2 separate regions of the Mus musculus genome follow, and region 1 is linked to region 2. A link is a loop called in an ENCODE intact Hi-C map of the cell type or tissue named here. Cell type or tissue: gastrocnemius. All regions are shown on one strand. Each heading gives the region's core, and the rest is flanking DNA. Links, peaks and the distances in the headings are about the cores only. Region 1 overlaps Fam78b (family with sequence similarity 78, member B). Region 2 has its middle 69 kb from the start of Fmo9.

What was found. Hi-C counts contacts between places; a loop is a spot of excess contacts. Peaks named below come from ENCODE experiments on the same cell type or tissue, not always from the same donor. Only the 100,000 strongest peaks of a DNase experiment are listed, where the experiment ranks them.
Region 1: a loop joins it to region 2, with 2.4 times the contacts of the local background. A loop is called at or near these places in 4 of 42 quality-filtered maps.

What each region holds. Positions count from the first base shown.
Region 1 is chr1:167,030,724-167,039,061 of GRCm38, reverse strand. All of the region lies in intron 1 of Fam78b (family with sequence similarity 78, member B), which reads right to left. Among named protein-coding and RNA genes, the nearest start is that of Fam78b, 33 kb to the right of the region's middle. In gastrocnemius, for the core only: a CTCF peak has its summit at 4,426 (motif pointing right); a DNase peak (open chromatin) is centred at 6,782; H3K27ac peaks cover 259 bases.
Region 2 is chr1:166,746,341-166,754,678 of GRCm38, reverse strand. No RefSeq gene overlaps it. Among named protein-coding and RNA genes, the nearest start is that of Fmo9, 69 kb to the right of the region's middle. In gastrocnemius, for the core only: no CTCF peak of the experiment used is centred there; DNase peaks (open chromatin) are centred at 1,476, 3,053, 3,494 and 4,261.

The sequences.
Region 1 (8,338 bases), core at 301-8,300, 280 kb before region 2:
TGCTAGCAGATAAATACTGGAGAGTAAGTATGGATATAGGGTGGATGATGGGTGGGTGTTTGGGAGTTTTCACTCGGATGCCTCTTCTTCTGTGTATTTAAGGAGCCATTGTAATGGCGTGGAGTGTTGGCATGAAACAATAAAAAGAGAGTGGGGGAGGGATGAGGCAAGGTGATCCTGGGGACAGTAATGGATGAAAATCAAGTCACCTATGGAGAAGACAGGATGGAAATGTGACCAAGGAGTCCCTGGGAAGGATGTGAGCCTTTTGAGAGAGCACAGCATGGGATCCTGCTCACTCTCTCTGCAGTCCAGTCCATGCCATGCTCTCTGGCTGTGTGAACAGAGTGGGAAGGCCAACTGTAGCAACTGAGTGCCTAGAGGTCCCTGCTGGGGATGCTTTCCTGGGGTTACAGACTCAGAGCATCCTGATGTGCTGCTAGAACATGAGGGAATGCCAGCCTATGGCATACACACACCACAACTCTGTCCCGCTGTCAACTCAGGGAGACCTGGACTCTGGTTCTTTGTACTCAGAGTGAGCAGGAGACCGAGGTGAGCTGTTCTCCACGAAATATAACAGCAGCAACAACAAAAGGAACCCTGAATGGTACTTCTTGAGGGTCCTGCCTCTATCTCCTCTTTCAAAAGATAAATAGAATTGAGAAGCCTGTCTCCCAGGCAACAACAAATCTCGGAGGAAAACCCCCTGAGCTCCCACACAGGAAGTACAGGCGACCTTTCAGACATGGGTGTGGAAAAGTCCAGAAAACTTCCAGTCTAATGCTCTTCCCTGGCGCTTGTCCAGTGCTTAAAGTTCCTGACTCCTCACTCTTTTCGCTTACGGTTCTATTAATGGAAACCACTTTCTCAGGGACTCAGATTGTAATCCTACCCCTGCTGCCTCCCCATTCTTTACCCTTCTCCAACCCTGATGCTGTTCCCCTCTCCTGGCTAGTCTTTGCTGCCCCTGCTAGTCCAGTGCTCACTGCGTTGTTATAACTGGCCTCCCACATCCTTACTCGTTCAGCTCCTCCTTCCCAGCAGACAGAGTTCTGACCGTGCCAGTCCACTGCTCAGACACCATCTCCCATAAGCACACTGTGCAAACCTGGCATCCGGTGCATTCATAAACTGACCACAAGGTCTGCCCCACCCCACCGCTACCCCACTGCCTTCTCTTCTAGTGCTCTCTACCCCAGACCATGTTACTCTTCTGCCTCAACCACCTTCAGGCTATACTGCCTAGCTCTGCCTGCTAAAATCCTGCTTTACCCTCAGTGCCCATCTCAAACATCATCTTTCTCCACCTTTCTGCTACCCGAGTAAAGGTACGGTTGGTCTTACGTCTGCGCACATTGTATTCTAGTCATTTCTGTGCTTAAATATTCCTCCCACAAGAACGCATCAGCTGGGAAAAGGGCACCATCACTTTGTGACTCTTCACACACAGTAGCTCTTAAATACATTAAAAGAGAGAAGCTTCCTCGAATTGTATAACGCAGAGGCTTAGCAAGTTACTTTCTGGACCATGGAAGGATGTGGTATGAAAAGTGCCGTCTCTTCTTCTTGCTTTTACACCAGTGCAGACAAATAAGAGGAAACTAAGATGATGGAGGAAGAGGTAGAAGAGGAGAAAAAGGAGTAGGAAGAGGAAGAAGAGAAGGAAGACGAGGAGGAGGAAGGAGTGGAGGAAACCACCAGGCTGGATTTCCTCACATGGAGAATGAATGATGTATCTTGCTAAACCTATGAGTCAGGACAGTCAACCTGGGGCAGCCTTACTACCAGGGGAACACTTGGGAAAATCAGGAGACAGTTTCACTGTCACACCTGGGAGATGCTACTTGCATTATTGGGAGTAGTCAGAGATGCTGCTGAGCATCTGACAATGCTCACACAGGACAGCTGACAGGTCAAAATGTCAGTAATGGCATTGGCAAGAAAACCTGAATTAATGTAAAGTAGCCATTAGCTTCAGCCCATGTAAAGAAGCCAAGGCACAGTTACACATCGTTCTCAGGATAACAGCTAACAGGAGTGAGAACGAGGTCTAATCCTTACTGCTTTAATTCTCTGAGTAGTGGTTTTCCTTCTAGGTCATGTGTCCACCTGCATAACCAGATGTCACAGCAGGAACCAAGAAGTGTCACACCTGATAAAGAATGCTGTCACTGTTCAGCTTGGTGGCAGGGTGCAGGCAGAGTAACGTGGCCTACCAGCTCCTCTGAGTATGTGTGTTATAGCTCCTTTACATTAGAACAAGACAGTGATGATGGCCATACTGGAGGCCTAGAACACAGCTAAGCCTCACCGTAGTGGGCCAGGTAAGGCTGCTCCAGGGTTGAAGCAACTGTTCTGGTCCATGTGGAGGAGAGGCCAGAGAAAGGAAAATCCCTCCAAAGGATGGAGAATTGGGCCTCCAGCACAAGTGACTTTGTTGTGAGGACTGGTATGTGAAAGAAGAGACGGAGGGTCACGAACATGTCTTAGGATCTGCAAGGCAGCCATTTGGATCTACGGGAGGTGTCTCGAGAGGCTCTGGTGGGCAGGAGTTAGATTCATGCTGCACTTGAGTTTGCTGAGAATCGTCTAAAATGGCACAATATCGCTGGGGTTCAGGGTGATTTGGATGACTTCTAAGGGACACTAAAAAATGTTCTAATTGGAAAGTTCCAAGCTCTTATTATGTTTTATGAAACCAAGAAGGAGGTTCTGCTGTGTGCTAATTGCAGGGTGTGAGCTGAAACCACAGGAACAAGCCCCAGCAGGGTACCCAATGTAACTTGGAACATCCTGTGCCCCCAAATGGTAGGGACTTTCAGTGCAGTGAAAGAGCTCCGCAGATAAGGACTTCTGCTTTCACCTGAGGCAGAAAACCAGGAAGAGAGTAAAACCAAAGCAGAGACCCCACCCCCAAGCCAATTAAAAAACATTGTCACAAGTTGGGCATGGCTTTGCATGGCTTTGATCCCAGACCTCTGGAAGCAGAGGCAAGCAGATCTCTGTGACTTTAGGAAGAGCCTGGTCTACATAGCAAGGTCCAAGCCAGCCGGGGATGTAAGTGAGACTCTGTCTCAACAAAACAACAAAACAAAACTAACAACAAACGAAAGTCCCCGACTTGTCAGAAAATTTCTCTACAGCAAGAGCAGGCTACAAAGACGGAGCAGGTGTCAGCCATCACCAGGAAGCACAATTATCATACAATGAATATGATGGGGTTGGTGATACCCTGTCATGGCTACTGTATAACAAGCATTCACATAAATAACTTAAGGATACTTTGTTCTGTATTTGTTACTCTGAGGTCAATCTAACCATACCTTCCCATCCACAGAAAACTCACACTGTTACTATCAGGCTACACTGAGCTTGGCTAACATTGCCTAAGCTCAAAATCCAGGGATGTGATTTAACACAAGGACACTGGGTAAGTCATTTAACTTCCTCTGCATTTTTTACTTCCAGCATCGCTAGGGAGCAAGTGAGGCGCTTGTGGAGAACTTAGACTAGAGAGTACACACAGCTCACTTGTGCTGGGAGGGCCAGTCATCAGAACGAGGGCTTCTCCATGTAGCATCCTTCTTAATGGAGATTTCCTCCAGCGCCCTGATTGCTCTCTACCTAATCGTTGTTGTCCTGTTGTCCTTTACCTAATTAGGCAAAGATTCTCATGTTTGGATGAAGTCCCAAAGTTCAAAAGTCACCTTCCTCCAGTCTTCTGTGAAGGAAGCACTATAAAAAAAAAACCACTCCAACCCCCTCCCCCCAATTAGGAGAACCAATCAAGTTAGCTCTGTTCTGTATCACTCTGGATTATTTTGAAATAATGTGCAGTTATGCTACCAGCTCAACACAAAGAAGGAGTTGCTTCCTGGTATGTAATGACCATCCAAGATGCTGAGAGGTAAAAGTTTGTGAAGTTGCCACTGGCTTAGTTAGGCTTCCTGGGGTGTGGGAGCAAGCTGTGTGGCCGGTCTCAGGTCACTGAAATCTGTGAGAACTGGAGCCTCTGTTAAACACGCAAGGAGTGGGTTGCTTATTAAAGAGGTTGTGTCGTTGAGGGTCCCTGCTTACTCAGTGAGGGTGGTAGAGCGGTTCTTTTTCTTCCGAAGAGCAAGCTTTCCACTAGGGGTTGGACCTGTTCCTTTGCTACGCTTCTTGGGTGTGCACAAGGGCTGGGCTTAGCCCAGCTGTGGCCCCAATCTGCAGCTGCACAGCAGTGTCAGAGACTTCCTTGTTAAGTGTTGCTTTGGGCTTTCCCCCAGAGCTGGTTGGGAAGGCTCATAGCATGAAGGATGAATGTTGCTGTATAGGTTTCTGAGAGGAACCTTAAAGACATTGGTCAGTCCCAGTCAATTAAAAAAAAAAAAAAGAGGTAATTCTTTAAAAGAACCTGCAATTTGCATACTCCACCAGCAGGTGGCTGCAATACAAACTAAACTGCAACAATGTTTCACCTTAAGGTCATCCACAAATGTGTATTGAATCCCAGTGATTAATTAAAAGGCGAGCAACTTTTCAAGAGCAATCTTGAAAAAAAAAAAAAAGAAAGCTGAACTTAGACACAATATGGGACATTGCATTTCACTTTCAGGGGTTAGAATGCAGTCCACTGCTGACTTTGGTTGACTTAATTAGAATGCGTCTCTTCACAGCTCTGGGGTGCAGGCTCTGACTCTCCCATGCTACTTCATTTCGATATGCTGTCCCTGTTGGTGACAATCTTTCCATCTCAGGGGTCTCTGAATGAGTGCATGTAACACTGACTGAGTCAGACTTTAGTCACCAGTGGGATCCATTGAATTCACACCTCTCTTTTTATAATAAAGTGGTAGGAAGGGCGTAATGAGTAGTGAAGCCCAGATGGGGAACGGGTATTAATCTGGCCACTAGTTAGTGGCAGAGACAGAATTTGAGCTTGAGTTCCCTGTCTTATGGTTAGGCCAACCATTCTTAACATTCTGAAGTCATTTCAGAGTTCTGAAGAAGTGCCCACTTAAAAGATTAGCACACTGAAGGGGAGACAAAGACAGTGAGAGTGAGCAGAGTACAGCGACTAAACGGGCTTAAAAAAGAACGGAGCATGAATATCTTGAAACAGCTCAGTAGGTCAGACAGCAGTCACTACCTCCCACTGTCTCTGAGGGTAGCATCAGGATTGTCCTGGGAGAATACAGGTGGCTTGTCTACAATGTTAACTTTAAAAATGTAGGGAACGTCCTGAGTCTCCTTTAATAACCCAGTTTACATCTGTCATCTGTGACTTTCTCCGAAAGTTCATTCCTGGGATCTATTTATAACTCCAGCCCATACTGTTTCTTAGAGTAACGATTCTCACACGCTGACTACCCGCAGCGTAAAGTACTACTTCTTCCTATTCGGCCCTAAAACTATGGAGCTCTCCGGCTTTGCGCAGCAGGGCAGGATGTGAAGCCATTAACATCCTTCACCTGAGGAATTATTTTTAAAGAAGCTAATTAAGCCGACAATGAAAACAGGCATAATACTATGCAAACACATTAATTAGGCCAATTTTGAGGTTTCAACAAGTGCCCTGGAAAAGTTCAGTCCATTTACACTGTAACTCTCCCCCAGCTGGTTTGCACTTAGAACCGACTTCAGTAGGAATTTGCTTTAGACACCTGTATGGGTCTGGTTTATCTCTCAAAGAGAAAACGCAAAAGTGATACTAGGGTGGCACCGAGGTCACACTAGGTCGGGCAGCGATCCAGAGACTACAGCTAAAATATACCAGCAGTGATTCCTGAAAATGAATTCTTTTGTTTTCAGAGTTTAATGCTCTCAGAACAACCCCACTCTGGTCTATGCTGGGTAGAGCTGACTGACTCTAGTATCTTAAGAGGGCAGATGGAATGCCAGGAGCTACCATCCTGAGGAAAGGCCGCTGGATTTCAAGCCTCCCTCCTCATAAAGTTTTCTTTCACCCACGGAGGAGTTAAGTCTCGGTTGTTGGTCTGCTCTGCTCAATAGCAAGAGGCATATTGGGTGAGGATGTTCTCTTTATTGAGGGAAAGACAGGGCAGTCAGGTGGCATTCTTAAGTCTTCTTTTGCAGCCAGGCGAGAAAAGGGATGAAGGAGGAACCAAGCCAGAGTGGATTCCTGATGGAACATTTTCCGTCATGGGTCTGGTACTGATTCCCTGCCTCACCCAACACAGCTGCAGGAACAGGGTGTGAAACTCTATACTACCACTTTGCCAAGGGGAGAAGGGAAGCCAAGGCCGAGATGAGCTTCTCCTCACCAAACAGACACATTCTGGTTTGTGTGTGTGTGTGTGTGTGTGTGTGTGTGTGTGTGTGTGTGTGTGAGAGAGAGAGAGAGAGAGAGAGAGAACAAAGGTTAACATCTAAGTATTTTGGAACCAGTATACAGAAAGCCTATTATCCGAGGTTGGTTTTGGGCATATTAAGAGATCTAGTTCCCCAAGACCTATGAAGTCCCATGAGGCCGCTGCATTCTCAAGACGGAGTAGAGAGGATGCAGGAGTGTGGCAAGCCTCATTTCCAACAGCCTTTTAAAAGGAGCCTTGTCACTCACTTCTCTAGGTGTGCTAAGTACAGTGTCTTAACCAGAGCCTGCCAGTAATTTGCTTGTCTATAGGACCAGCTGGGAACCAACCCAGGACACTGGAGATGTAACAGCAAAGGCTGGAAGGATTCGGATGCACGCAGGGCGTCGGGGACTTAATAAGAGTTCAATCTTTTAGCGATGCCTGAATTCACAGCATGGCTTTTCCCAAGGAGTGCCAAGTGCTTTAAAGATGACACGTTAATCTTCACAGAGCCTGGGAATGGAAAGCCGGAGCCTGCAGGGACAGGGCGAGGGCTGGGGAAGAGGACTTCTCGCTGTGTGCTGGCTTCTGTGAGCCCGAGCTCTGATGAGGGGAGCAGGGCAGCTGTCTTCAGAGGCCTCATCTCTGTCCTCTCAGCTGCTACTGCCCCTGCCAGTTCTCAGACCCAGAGTCATTAAGAGTCAGACCCTTCTGTTCTCCTCTTTTAAGCAGCACCACTTTACCAACAAAACAAAGCAAATGCTAAAGAAGCAAAGAGCAGATAAGAAAAGGAAGAGGAGCAAGAGGGCCCGCCAAAAGGAAGATGGTGACAACATGGTCTGCCCAGTGGTCCATGCTCCAGGCACCTGCTCGTCCCTACCATCCCTAGAATAATCTGGATCTAGAGGTTTGGGGAGGATCTTAAGTCCTCGTTTGTTAGCACAATGCCCGGCACAGACTGAGTACATAATGAGGTCTGCCAAGAGAAAGACCAAAACTGCACTTTCCAGTTTAGAAAATAACTTATCCACCATAACTATGTACTTCCCCCAACTACATCCATCCATCCAACGCAAGGAAACTAAGTTTATGATGGCCAGAAAAGGAGGCTGACCTGAGGTCTTCTCGCTGTCAGGCTGTTTTGTTTTTCTTCTGAAGGACTGGATAGGAGTGTTCTAGACTGACCTGGAGAAAGTGTGAGGCCGGAAAGGAAGGAAGCTAGTTGTCTAAGGCTAGAATGCTAGCCTGGAAAAGAATGCGAACAGCTAGCTGAGGGATAGCAAGCATTTTTGCTTCACGTGAGAACTGATGCTCAGCAAGGATTGCTGACTCCTGGAAGGTGTTTACCGAGGACTCAAGATGTATTGGACTCGCATAGTGTGCGGTGATTGATTATCCATGTCTGACCCAGACAAGAAGAGGGCTAATAATTCCATAGATGTCACCTTTTGACCTATTTCCTTTTTCTTGTCCAACCTATTTTATAAATAATAGCTTCAAGCACCAGAAGACATGATTTAAAACTAGCCCACATCCATACTGTTGTGCCATGACATTAACCATAGATGGGAAAATAATAAAGACAGGCAGCTGTACAAGATACAGGGCATTGCAGGATGTCAGGCATCTGGGGCGGTAGACTCTGCCTCAGTTGTACCTATTGCATACCTACAGGATTCTACTCTATAGCCCTGTGTATAAGAGCCCAAGAGGAAATCAAGGTAAGCCTCCAAAATGATCCCACTTCCCCTGAGGCATCTGGTTCTATGCAGTTTCAGGTAAAAGTGTATGGTAGGATGAGAACACTTCTATCAGGGTAGGATCCCTCTTTCCTGTTCTCCCCTGCTCTTAGGCCGAGTGTCCCAGACCTGTTCAGTGAGGATGGATTCATAGCTGGAACTTGGAACACTTCCTAGACTTCCATCTCCTTAAAGAAGCCGCTGATGGCCGTAGGGCATCCAACTACAGATGAGGATTCTCCCAGGGTTCCTCAGTCTAGGGTGGTTCACTCTTGCTCTGTCTCCTAGTCCTGTCCCCTC
Region 2 (8,338 bases), core at 257-8,256:
TTATCTAGACTCATATAGTTACCGTATGAAAATCCCCACCACCACCATCAAATAACAAACTTTGGAAGCTAGTAATTATATTTTCAGTGGATAATGCTTTAAAATGAATCTATTAAAAAAGGAGGGGAAGATCACTCAGTAGATAGAATGTTTATTATGTAAATATGAAGACCTGAGTTTGAATGCCAAGCACCAGCATTAACAATGCCCAGCATGACTATGCAAGCCTGTAAATCCAGCACTGGGGGAATGGAGAGAGTTGGATTCGAGGAGCTTAATGACCAGCCAGCTTAGCCAAGATAATGAGTTTCTGGTTTAGTTAGAGAACCCATCTCAAGGGAATAAGGCAGAGAGCAACAAAAGAAACTCAAATACTTCCCTGGCCTCTGCATACATACACTCAGGCATACACACCTGCCCACGTATGAAATGAACATAAACACAGCAACCATAATAATAATGTCATAAAGTGAATTTGTAACTACTATGCCAACATTTTAAAACTTAACTTATGGTCTTTTGTAATAAATGATGCCATTCTGAGGCCAAGAAGAGATTACATTTTAGAACCACGTAGCAAGACTGCATAATATAATTCACAGAACTCCACATGGTTTAGCCTATGGATTAAAAGGCAAATGGAGAATTTCAAATCTAATTTTAGACTAATAATGGAAATAACAAACCTATAGAAAATATGAATAAGACACCAAAGTAGAATTATAGTGGCAAAAGTGTTTCTTTCTAGTATATTTTTCAAAATAGCATCTACTACATGTCTCCTTCTTCGTCCCAGCATCCAGATAGGTGCTTCAATACCAAGTAGTAGGTGCTGGGAGTAATGACTCTCTCCTGGGCTAGGAGTAAAGTTTCTTTCCTCTTCTGAGAGAATGCATGGCCAATCCTCTTCCTTCTTTGTCCATGATTGTGAATATGAGGTTTGTTCTGATATCCATATATCTGTAGTTTTTTAACTTGTGTGCTATGATCCTTGATTAGAATCTGATTTTTAAACACAGTCATCTCAATAGATGCAGAAAAGACTTTTGACAAAATTCAACATGCCTTCAAAATAAAAGCCCTAAAGAGTGTAGTACTGGAAGGAGCATGCTTCAACATAACAGAAGCTTTCTATGGCAAACCCTCGGGCAACACCACCCTAAATGGAGAAAAAAATTGGAAGCGATCTCATCAAAATCAGGACTGAGACAGCCTCATCCACCATCCCCACCCATTCCTTTCATCACGGTGCTCAAAGCACTAACTAAAGCAATAGGGTAAGGGGAGGAAATTAAAGGAATACAAATAGGAAAAAGAAGTACTCAGATGTGAAATTATAAAAATGAAATAAAAACTAATGCATCAAGTGATGGGTACATTCTAAAATAGGGGAAGAAAAAGAAACTTGTTTCCAATTCCTATGCAGTGGAAGCCAGCCATTATGCTGAGAGAAAGCCAAGCAGCCATATGGAGAGGCGCTGTAGAGGTATTTGGCCAACAGCTCCTGCATAGCTTCTAGCCAGGAACCAGTACTAGTCACCAGACCCGGGAGTAAAGAAACCTTTAGATGCTCCCAGCCCAGAACTCTAGAGACAACACTAAACTCTGGCTTTCCCAGGTATCGCTTCCCATCTTTCACCATCTAGTTTATAGACTCACAGAACCATAAGCATAACTGGGTGGGTATTGCCCTATGTCATTAATTTGGGGGCTTTTGTTAACATACCTAAGGATAAAAGAAACACTAGCTAACCTTCTGCAATTGTTTATCAAGGGCTTACTACTGTTCTGATCCTAACTATTTGTCATTTTGTGGTCAGAATATTTAAGATCCCACTGTTTATTATTAACTGTCATCATTGTGCTGGGCCTGAGATGATCAGAATGCAAAGCTTTGTGCCTTGGATAAACACTTCCTTTCTAGCCCCTGCCTTCAGCTGCGATAGATGTTTTTAGATCCCACACCCAAGGGACACCATGTAGTATTTGTAGCTCTGAGCATTATTTATTTCAGAGTAGTGGATTCACCTGTCACAAAAGCAGAATTTTCTAGGTCTTTTTTTTAAAAGATTTATTTATTTATATATGTGAGTACTCTGTAGCTGTGCAGATGGTTGTGAGTCTTCATGTGGTTGTTGGAAATTGAATTTTAGGACCTCTGCTCACTCCAGTCAACCCCACTCTCTCCAGCAGTCAATTCTGTTTGCTCAGTCCCTTCTACTTCCGGCCCAAAGATTTATTTATTATTATACATAAGTACACTGTAGCTGACTTTAGACGCACCAGAAGAGGGAGTCAGATCTCATTATGGGTGGTTGTGAGCCACCATGTGGTTGTTGGGATTTGAACTCAGGACCTTTGGAAGAGCAGTCAATGCTCTTACCTGCCGAGCCATCTCTCCAGGGCACAATGAAATAGTATGCTGAGATGTATGTATGTGCACATATATATATATATATATATATATATATATATACACATATATATATATACACACACACATATATATATAATTTTAAAAACTGTTTTACTTAGTGTATGACCTCTGAGAATGTATAATTATATATGTATATATATATATATATATATATACATATATATATATATATATATTTTTTTTTACCTCAGGGCTTCAGAAGTTTCTGATCAGAGGGTCTCATTTCTAGGACCTGTATCTTCTAATTAGGCCCTCTCCCCCAACAATGCCACCAATTTAGGATTCTATCCACAGACTAATCTCCTGGTAAGGTTAAAACATATTTTAACCCAATGATTTCCTCCAAGCAACCAAGCCTCTAGTCCATGAGCCTGTTAGGGGGGTCAGAGCACTATTCATCACTAATGGACTTTTCGGCTGTTTGTTTATTTGCTTAAATCAAGAATGCTTTGTATATATTTGAAAGTTCTCTTGTTTAATATGAATTGAAGGATTTTTTAAAAATTTATCAGAAAGATGACATCATGATAGGAATGTCATTAAATGTGTAAATCTCTGACTAGTAGAGACATGGGAATAGTAGCAGCCCTGCTGGACATCTTTCTGGTCACCTGGGTCACCGCCAGTTTCCTTCACCAATATTCTATCATTTTCATGGTAGAACACTTTCATCTCACTGGCTATATCTGCTTCCACGTACTTTATTTTATTTTTGATAATATTGTTAGAAGAGTTATTTTCTTGATTTCTTTATCACATAGTTTCTGTTAGCATGTGGGTAAGCATTCTCTAAGACAGGCCTTAACAAAATTAAATAGACTGAAATTCTACAAGGAGTCTTTACCACGAGGAAATCAAGCTATAATTCAGTATCTGAGAGAAACCTAGACATCACAAATTAGAAGAAGTTAAACCACCCAGAAACCCACTGCACACATTCAAATAAGGAACATGTCAAAGAAGAAACCAAAGTGGAAGTCAGGAGTTCCATGTTACAAACGCAAATGACAGCACAACAGGGAAGCCACTGTGGGGCAGGAAAGGCCATACAATTTGAGCATCCTTAATCTGAAAACCCAAAGCCAAAGCCCTCAAAACCCTGAATACCAGCCTGATGTCACACGTGAAAAACTCCGCACCTGACTCCACGTGACAGGTCACAGTGAAACACAGCAACACTAAAAGTACTGTATGAAATTAGTCACAGCTTATGTGTACATAACACAGAAGTGAATTCTGTGTTTAGACTTGGGTCCCATTCCCAGGATATCTCATTATATATTCCAAACTCTGAATTATTTGAAAACCCTAAACACTTCTGGTTCCAAGCATAAGGTATACTCAATCTGTAACACAATTTTATAGTGACAAAAACCTACATTCAAAAGGAAGTGTGTCAAATAAAAAAAAATAACTTTACACCTCAAAGGATTCGAAAATTAAGAAAAATCTAAACTGGATGTTATTATAATGAGTGTGTTATCAGAGATTTAGAGTAGAAATAAACAAAATACAGAATTAAAAAATAATACAAAAAAGCCAATAAAATAAGATTTAAATAAACACTGAAGAGAACTATTAAACCCTTAGCTAGACTAGCTAAAAAAAGGGGGAGAGAGAGGCAAGATATCCGGCATACAATGGTAAGAGCTGAGCGTGAACACACTGGTTAATCTAGAAGAACTCAGTCAACTCCTAGAATGCACAACCTCAGAAGAATTAATCATGAAGAAATGGAAAGTCGGGACAGACTGGTAATGAGTATGGAGATTAAATCAGTAGTCAAAAATTTTCTAACAAAGGAAAGCCTGGGACCAGATGGTTTTGCTGGCAACTTCCACCAAACGCTTAGAGAAGAGTCACTGCCAATCTTTCTTCAACTGGTCCAGAAACACAGGGAAAAAGAGAACACTCTCAAGCTCACTTTTATTAAAGCCAGAATTACTGTGATACAAAAACCAGACAATGACAGCCCAAGAAAAAGAATGTGATAGTTCTCTGATTAATGTGAACGAAAAAAATCCTCAACAAATAGCACACTAAATCCCACAACACATTAAAAAGATCACACATCATGAACAAATCTATTTCTGGGATTCAAGAATGACTAAAGATACTTAAATCAATAAACATATTTACAGCACATTAAAAAATGATGGACTTTCAAATACATTACTTGATCATTTTAGTGGGTGCAGAAAGAAAGCTTTTGATAAAATTCAACATCTTTTTTTGCAATATTAGGAAATTGCAGCAAACAATGTCTATGAGGATTAATAAAGCACAATTGACTACAGATACCCTCAGCTCATGCTTGACAACACAAGGGTGAGAAGCTGAGGGTCAAGGGTGAGAAGCCGAGGGTCAAGGGTGAGAAGCTGAGGGTAAAGGGTGAGAAGCTGAGGGTCAGGGTGAGAAGCTGAGGGTCAAGGGTGAGAAGCTGAGGGTCAAGGGTGAGAAGCTGAGGGTCAAGGGTGAGAAGCTGAGGGTCAAGGGTGAGAAGCTGAGGGTCAGGGTGAGAAGCTGAGGGTCAGGGTGAGAAGCTGAGGGTCAGGGTGAGAAGCTGAGGGTCAAGGGTGAGAAGCTGAGGGTCAAGGGTGAGAAGCTGAGGGTCAGGGTGAGAAGCTGAGGGTCAAGGGTGAGAAGCTGAGGGTCTTCCCATCAGTGGCTGGAGACCAGACAAGAAACCCAGCTCTCCGCACTTCCATCCAGCAAACATTCTGCAAGTCTTAGCAAAAGCAAGTAGGCTGAAAAGTAGATAGGGGGTTTGTAAAGCACACGAGAGGAAGTGAGTTTGTCTCTATTTACTGGCACAAGGTCTTATAATAGTCTTTTAAGCTTCATCAAAATAAAAAGAATATTTAAGTTGATAAACTTATTTTCGGTAAAGTTGTAGGATGGATAAAATACAAACCATTTGAAGATTTCTATAAATTTCACTACAGGCTAGTTACTCTTTCTATTAATCAAGAGAGGAAATGAACATTGCCTGCTGTTGTCATGTGACCTCCATTTATTCTTTCTCTGACATCTGTGTTTGTTCTGGATGTCTAGGTTCTCTGATATTTCAGCGTGTGTGTGTGTGTGTGTGTACATACATACATATATAATTATTATACATATAAAGGTATATTTACATATACAAATATATCATTTATACATATAATTATATATGTATAATATAATTATGTATGTAATTGTTATATCTTTGTTATGGGTTGACCCTTTTCTTTCTCCGTAATGCCCTCTTTGTTTCTCTTGGATATTCCCCTGTTTTGCCTTATGCCACCAAATCCAACTTTGCTCAGTTTCAGTTAGCATGCGCATTTGAGGGGTTCATCTTATTTGAGATCATTTGGGTTTTCTGCATCTGGTTTTCAGTTCCTAATCTACATATGAGGATTTTCCAGCCATCAGTTCTCTGAATAAAGCCTTCGGTCGCTTTCCTCTTCTCTGCTAAGACTCTAATGACATACATTGAATAGTACTCCATAAGAACCTCAAGTCATCTTTATTATTGTTTTCCTTTTATTCTGCTCTTATTGGATAATTGAAAATGCTTTGTGTTCAACTTGAATAATTATTTCTTCTGCCTACTACAGTCTGCTTTTAAACACTTCTATTGTTTTTTAATTCATTTACTGTGTTCTCTTTCAAGATTTCTGTTTTGAATGTTTTCTATTTCTTTATTAAAAGTCTAACTTTGTCCTTTGTCCATCCAGTGCTGGTCTCATATTAATCATGACCAATGTTCCAGATTGAGCCAATAAGTCCACTTTCTCTCACTAAAGTAAAAGCTTCACTTTCACAGATTCCTGAGTCAATTATATTACCACACAAATAGACCTGATAGTGTTTGCTCCTCCCACCCAGAAAGCGCCACAAACCAATTCTCCATTGTCTCCATTGCTCTTCCTAGTATTTTCTAAGTTCCAACAGCAGTATAACAGGCTCTGAACACTCAATGGTCTTCTATTACTCTATCCCTCCCCAAACCTCCACGTTCCTCCACTAAAACTAAGACATAAAAGCCATGTGGTCAGGTCTATTACAGCAAGTTCAATCACTGCTGTCAATTTCCATTCTAGTTTGCTTTTCTATTATAACAAAGCACTAACCAAAATTACCATTGTGGAGAAAAGGGTTAACTTGGCTTCTGCCTTATCCATGAAACAACAACAAAAACAACAGCAGCAGCAGCAACAACAACAAAAGGCAGCAACTCAGCACAGGAACTTGCAGAGACCATGGGGAAGGCTGTTTACTAGTTTGCTCCCAGGCTTAAGTCCACGTGCCTTTATCATATAATCCCTGCCTGTTTGCCTGGAGTGAGGTGGTGGGATGGTACCACTCATAGTGGGCTAGAGCCTTCTATGTCAATTAACAGTATAAAATGTCCTACAGACAGGACTGCAGGCCAATCTGGAATAAGCTATGCCTCAGTTGAGATTCCCTCTTCCCAGATGTGTCTCATTGACATCCAAGATTAGCCACGACAGGGCTTCAGCGTGAGGAAGGAGGAAAAGCAATGGAGAGGGATTCCAGTCCTCGGTCTCTGCCCTGGGATGCATGGAGTGTGTATACACATACTCACACGGGACAGAAATTGTAAACAGGTCCTATTTACCACAACAAAGACAGCCTTAGAATCTCAGCTCCTTAGTGGCTCACAATGCACTTTACATTTTGTTCTCCACTAACTTAGCATAATATCTGGAATAGAGTAGGTAACAAGTGTTTGATAAATGGATATAATAATTTTATAGTTGTTATATTCAATATGTTCTTCTATTATTCAGGTCCAGTGATGTTTAGCAAATATGCATTTATTATCTACAGCAGGTCATTTGATGACCCATCCTTTCAACAACAAAAATTTAATTGCAAAGCAGGTTTTAAAAAGTGTGTGTGTGTGTGTGTGTGTGTGTGTAAAATATATGCAAAAACAAAGAAACTAAGAACATAATAGACATTTGAGATGAAAGCTAAATGAAATCTACATGGAAAAATTTCAAGCGTTATATGTTCTCTCATATGCAGAATCTACACTTACGTGTAAATGTAAATAAAACGTGGGCTGAGGAGATGGCTCAGTTATTAGAGTGGTGTCATGAGAGCATGAAGTCCCAAGTTCTGATCCCCAGCACCCACATAAAAAGCAGAGTGGAGTGGAATCCACCTGTAGTTCTAGGAGGTAGAGACAGGCAGATCCCTAGAGCAAACTGGCCAGCCAGTCTCTCTGAGTCAGCGAACCCAGGGTGCAGCAAGAGACCACACCTCAAAAATTAAGAGTGATTCAATATATCCAAGGCTGACCTCCGGCTTCCACAGGCATTGCACATGTTGGTATTGTAGTGGGGAATCGGGGGACAGGAAGGGTGAAGGAGCAGAACATGAGAGAAAAGTGTTTTTCTCATATGAAGAAGTTAGATTTACATTCACATAGGCACATACACACATTCACGCATTCCCTCGCAACCCCCCCACACACTCTCACACACCCAAACACAATCACACACACTCACACACAGACTTTCACCCACTCACACACCCACTCACACACTCAGACACACTCAGACACACACACTCACACACACTGACACATGCCCACATATACTCACGCACACACACAAACACTACACAAAAGTAGAAGGCAGACTTGGTTGGAAGGAGGTAGGGGCCAGTGGAGGGTGGGCAAAGGTAACTCGTGGGGAGCAATCGTGAGCAAGCTACAATGATTTATCTGCATGAAACATGTTTGAGAAATGGTCAAAGCCATCATTTCATGCTAATTAAAATGAATACCATATTGAAGGACCACTCAGAGTGTGTGTCGATGTGTATAAACTTAAGGGTGAACTTGAGGCACGGTGGAAATTAGAAATGGGTTCAACACATTAG